Linked DNA regions of Mus musculus: region 1 is linked to region 2. The links are chromatin loops, found by intact Hi-C in ENCODE. Cell type or tissue: left cerebral cortex. All regions are shown on one strand. Links, peaks and the distances in the headings refer to the core of each region. The heading gives the core; the rest is flanking DNA. Region 1 overlaps 2310043O21Rik (RIKEN cDNA 2310043O21 gene). Region 2 has its middle 20 kb from the start of 1100001I12Rik.

The links. Peaks named below come from ENCODE experiments on the same cell type or tissue, not always from the same donor. Only the 100,000 strongest peaks of a DNase experiment are listed, where the experiment ranks them.
Region 1: a loop joins it to region 2, with 1.9 times the contacts of the local background. A loop is called at or near these places in 2 of 42 quality-filtered maps.

Annotation. Positions count from the first base shown.
Region 1 is chr15:38,566,237-38,569,148 of GRCm38, forward strand. The region is part of intron 2 of 2310043O21Rik (RIKEN cDNA 2310043O21 gene); the gene reads right to left. Gm41309 (a long non-coding RNA gene) reads right to left here. Exons shown (of 3, transcript XR_875194.2): 3 at 2,296-2,912. Among named protein-coding and RNA genes, the nearest start is that of 2310043O21Rik, 27 kb to the right of the region's middle. In left cerebral cortex, for the core only: no CTCF peak of the experiment used is centred there; a DNase peak (open chromatin) is centred at 1,135.
Region 2 is chr15:38,625,839-38,628,750 of GRCm38, forward strand. No RefSeq gene overlaps it. Among named protein-coding and RNA genes, the nearest start is that of 1100001I12Rik, 20 kb to the right of the region's middle. In left cerebral cortex, for the core only: a CTCF peak has its summit at 1,625 (motif pointing left); a DNase peak (open chromatin) is centred at 1,696.

The sequences.
Region 1 (2,912 bases), core at 106-2,605, 60 kb before region 2:
TCTCTCCCAGCTATTGTCCAAAGCATTGTCCAACCATATCACGACTGTTTTCCTTTTTCTAACACACACACACACACACGCACACACACACATGTGCACACATACACACACACACACACAGGCACAGAATTCTTGTTTGTTTGTTTGTTTGAAACAGTGTCTCACTATAACATGGCTGACCTGTTAGTCATTATGTGGCATTTAGGTTGGCTGTAGAGTGCTGGAAATTATAGTCTGCCACCATGCTTGGTTTCTTCTGATTTATTTCTAACCCTCTGGCTCCCTGGAAGTCATCTCTGGCTTGCATCTTCCTAGCTAAGACTCAGGGAATATGAGTGAATATTGACTTCATAAACTGGTTATTTAGAGTCATTAAACACAATGTTTGGAAATATGAATCTGGCACTGATTTAAGAGTTAGAAACTCAAGGAGGAAGAAGAGATCCTCACCATAAAGGTCTCTTAGTCATTTCACATAGAGAGGATTATAGAACCAGGACCACATGGTAGTCCATGTGACCCCAGCCTCTGGGAATGCTCAAGTAGGAGGGTCACAAGTTTGAAGCCAACCTGGGAAACTTAGAGACTATTCCAAAATAAAATAAAATGTCAAAGTCATGGAGATTGATCGATATTAGGGCACTTGTCTAACATGCACGACGCCCTAGGTTTTGTCCACACACACACACACACACACACACACACACACACACTATAGGATGATGTGGGACATTTCATAGAACCAAGAAGAGACGAGTCAACTAGTTTCTGAAAGAAAAAGGTGTTAGGAAGGGTTCCTAAGAGGCGCCTCACAGGATGAGGCAATATAAACAAGGCTTAGCCTTCTATGGTGACGAGAACAGCAGTGTCTGCAAGACCAAAGGCTTGATGGGAAGAAAAAGCCCCCACTCCTGTGCCCCACTCCTGTGTTCACTCGTGTCTGGGTGCGAATGTTCCTACCTGTGTAAGCATGTGAGCACCTGTGTGTGATCCTGAGCCTTGACTGGTGCCAGGTGTGCTCAGCAGCGAGTGGCAATCGAGGGAGAGGAGCCTCCGGGAAGGGGAAGTCAGCGTCCTAGAATATCAAGTGCTGCACCTGGGCAGAGACCCAGGGCTGAACACACCCACTCACCACTCACATGGCAGCTTCTTGAAAGCCGTTGGGCCTGAGCCAGGCTCCGCGGTGCCCAGGGAGGAGAAGGAGGTGAGAGGGTGAGTTAACATTTATTGTCCACACTTCAGGACAAGGGTCTCTGCTATTGCAGTTTACTCTCAAGGCCACTGAAGACATAACCCCAGCTTCCGACCGCAGATAAGAAAACAGGCACAGAAAAGTCAGAGTCATTTCACACAGACCCAGTAGAACCAGAAACAAGTTCCTCAAATTCAAACCACTGAGCACTAAGGAGATGAGATTTCAGAAATGTGACCTTTGCTGGAGAGTGACAGGAAGTCCCTGGAGATTAGGGCACATTTATAGGCAGAGAGAAAGTCACCTGGAGACACGGAGCAATGATTAGCAGAGCAAGGTTCAGGAAGATAAAGCCAGGCCCTTTGGCAATCAGACCTCTGAGGCCGTGCTTACAGCGGAACCCAGAGAGAGAAACCAGGTGAAGTGGCCTTTGTAAAGAGGGGCCACCATTATGGCAGATTGGTGGCCATGGCTGTCGGCAGAGACAACAGAAAACAGATGTATCGTCAGGACTCTCTAGAGAAATGGAGCCAAGATCGGGAAGAGGGCATGTTGAACCCAGGAGAGGAAAGGGTTCAAGTCCGAATGGAGGCATAGGGAAGAACTACTGGTTCACTTTAAGTCCAAAGGCAAGGAGAAACCTGAAAGCTGACCAAGCAGGAGCAGCTTCAACGGATTCAGTGAGGCCCACACAGGTTAGATCGTTCCAGTAGTTCACTGTTTACCGTGTCTGCATTCAAATATTATCTTGTCAGGATGTCCCCAGTCACACCAGCGTAATGCTTTACCGAAAGTCTGCTCATTGCTGGCACAGTCTACACACTCAACAAACCATGGCGAGAGAGCGTGCGCGCACACACGAAAGAGAGAGAGGGGGGAAGAGAGGAGAGAGAGAGAGAGAGAAAGAGAGAGTGCTTGGAGGGGCAAGAGGGCTCTGGCAATGGTCCTGACAAGCGACAGGGCCTTAGACCAACTTCAGCCGATCGATCATCCAAGAGCAGGCAGGCCTGCTCCAACATCACATCCCTTCCAAGAGTAGGTTCCAAGCTCCAGTTGGTAAATTATTTACAATTTTTATTATTAGCCAGAAAAGGTGCCTGTTTTCTGGCTGACATTTAATGACTCTGAGTCTTGCCAACCTTAACTCTCACCTTCTGTCAGGTACAGGATACACGTGGCCAGCCCTGCTGAGTGCCTGACCCCTGGACCTTCCCACACACACTGCACCAATGTGGTGGCTGAGTGGCTCTGGGACCTGGCTCGTCACTGTCTCTCAGAGAGTCAGAGCCAGAATTTATTCGTTTGTTTGTTTATAGACAGGGTCTCGTTATGTAGCACTGATTAATTTGGAGTCTTTACGTAGACCAGGCTGGACTTGAACTTGTCGACAAACTGTCTTTGCCTGCTGATGTTGGAATTGCAATTGTGCACCACCACGCCCAGCTGAAGACAGAGTTAAGTCCACCATCGATTAGAGCCTGAGACCCACAGCTTACCCTCGATACGCTCACAAGAAGCCAACCCTTAAATTACATTTCTTCTTAGAGGGGCAGGGACCAGGGGCATGGTTCTGTGGACGGAGGCCCTTGCTATACCGTCGGAACACTGTTCAAGCACAGCGTCATGAGTGAGGAATTCTGAGTGCTTGTGAGAAGACTCATCTCAGTGTCTTCAAAACATAGAACTGTTCTTGGAATGTGTTTCTGTGCGCCCCTCCCCC
Region 2 (2,912 bases), core at 281-2,780:
GGGATGTGGTGCCACACACCTTAAATCCCAGGACTCTGGAGGCAGAGGCAGGCATGTCTCTGTGAGTTCCAGGCCAGCCTGCTCTACAAACAGAGTTCGAGGACAGCCAGGGCTACACAGAGAGACTCGGTCTCAAAGAGAGCGCTGGAAGGAAAAACAGCTTTACTTGTGTTTACTGTTTCATACATTTCAGTTCAAAATCAATTGGCTCTATTGCATACTTAAATACATATATATAAAACACCTCTGTCTGTCTGTCTGTCTGTCTGTCTGTCTGTATCAACACTTAAGAATATTGTCATATATGTGTATGTGCTACCAAACATTTATTTGGGATAAAGTAAGATCAAAAGTGTATTACCATTTTGTTCTTCCTCCTTCTCTTTCCTCCTTCTTCTTCCTTTTTGTTTGCTTTTAGGTAGGTTGGTGGGTTTTTTTTGGGGGGGAAGGGGAGGGGGGTCCACTATATAACCCTGGGTGGCCTGGAACTCAAACAAGCTGGCCTTTAACTGTCAGGGATCCACCTGCCTTTGGGATTAAAGATATTTTTACCTTTAATAATATAAAGATTACTAATTTGTATTCCTGACTTCTGGAATTAAAGATATTTTTGTTTGTTTCCAAAACAGGGTGCCTTGAAGTGAGACGGGCCTCTAGCTCAGTATGTGGTTCTCTGAATTTGCCTGTGTGGGATTTTATTGAGGTGAGAAGACTCACTCACAGTGGGTGACCCTCCATTCCCTGGAGGGGATCCCAGACTGTATAAGTGAAAAATTAAGCTAAACATAGGCATTAATCAATGTCTGCTTCCAGATTGTAGATTCAGTGTTGTCAGGTGCGAAGGAAACTCTTAATTCCCAATACCCCAGAAGGCGCAGAAATGAGCTCAGCCTGGACTACAGGAGGATTTCTGGCAGTTAGATAAAAGCTAGCGTTCCTTAGTTTCCTTGTGAAACTGGTTCCCATGTGCCAGAAGGTGTGGTCTCTGGCAGAAGGGACACATGGTGACAGTGGTGCCTATCACAGCCCATGCTGGCCTCCAGGCTCCCTCAGCATCACCAGTGCCTGTGATACATTTCCAAGTCCACACCAGCATCCTAGCCTTTCTGGCCTCCTCCCTCCCCTAAACTCCCTGAAGCTCACAGGCCCCCCTCCTTATAACCTGGCTACCCACTCTGTCCTCTCTTGTTCCACCTTACTCTCTCTTGTTCTCTTACTTTCCTTGGCTATATTCTCTATCTCCATCTCTTGCCATCTCCCATCTTCACTGTTCTCTCCCACTCTGCCACCCTGGCCATGTTCAGTCTTTCTCTCTCTCTCTCTCTCTCTCTCTCTCTCTCTCTCTCTCTCTCTCTCTCTCTCTCTCTCTCCTACAGAAAAGACCTTAACCATATCCTGGTTCTTTCCTGTACCCCTATCACCAACAGTTGTGACCAGCTGCTTCAAGCTCCTTCTCTGTGGATCTGTAGATTTCCCAACTTTGATGGGACTTGTGAACCATAATTAACCTTTTCTCTTGAAAATTGTTTTGCCAGAGCATTTATCAGAGCAACAGAAAAGTAACTGACATATCATCATTCCAAAGTTTTCCTCCCTATATTGCTGCGAAATATTGCCATCTTGTGGAAGTCATTAAATTCTCTGGATTTAGTGCATTCAGGTACACAATGAATGTGGTTCCCTTTGTGACCATGCTCTTACCCCTCTGTCTTACCAGCTTCCCACTACAACCCATTGTTGCAGGGTATGTGATCATTATACATAGAAAACTTAATTGTTAGCAAAATATAAAAGTTTAAATAGATATTGTGTAGTAAGATGTAGTTAGGCGTGTCCTGAAGAGATGCAGTTTGGGTGTGCCTCTGAAAGCCTCCATAGATAACAATGCTACAGACTGGAAAGCGCCTGCCTATTTTAAGCTATTTTAAGGCAAATGCTTAGGAGAGGGTTTGTGGTCTTTCTCCTATGACCTGAGGCAAAGTCAGCTGGATGCCTTTGAGCTACCCCATGTAAAGGTTTGGCCTACTGTGTTGGCTTGGGACCCCTACCACCATAATGGTGAGGCGACTTGGTTCAACCTACCAAGGGTCTAGGAGGAGCTAAAGACTTCTTTTATAGCAACTGGACCTCACTCCCTCTTTTGGCTTGGAAGAGCCTTTATGGAAGAAGCTCCAGGCAAGGGATGAAGATTCTCTCTGTGGGCCTGTAGGAACTACAGAGAAGCACATGGCAAGACACGGGTAAAACAGAACTCTAGGAAAGAGAGCTAAGGAGCTCTTCTAGCTTGGGAGAATCTCAAGAGAAAGGCAGACTAGCTCAGTAGGGGGACATACAAAGATGTTCCTAAAGCGCTAGCAGCTTAGTTGGAGAATCAGGCTGGTAAGTAGATACTTTGTATATAGTTCAGAAAATAAAGTTACCTTGCTGAGTTATCAGGTTTTTACCTCAGTTTATGCTTCCTGTGTCTTTACTGGTATAAATATTAGATAATTTAAATGGTTGCAATCCATCAGAGTAAGAGCTGTGTATTATGAAATATAATGTGGACCTTTGGCAGGCCCATGCCGAGGTGTGCCCTAGGAAATTAAGCCACACAGCAGATCTGGTCTAAAGGAGGTTTATTAGGGGAGGGGAGAAGAGTGAGGACCTGGGTAAAGGGTAGAGGGAGATGAGTGGGCATATAGACTGGCAGACAGATGAGAACAGAGCCATGAGGGCAGAGAAAAGGAGGGCACTGAGGGAAGGGTGCATGCCAAGAATGAGAGAGGGGATGCTGAGGACAGAGGCTGGCAGGAGATAGCATAAGCAATAGCTAGGTCCCTGGGGTACAGTATGACTACAAGCCATGAAAGCGGGGGAGGGGCTTCTGCCTCTCTTCAGGAGACTGGGTGTATACAGATCTAACATAGAGA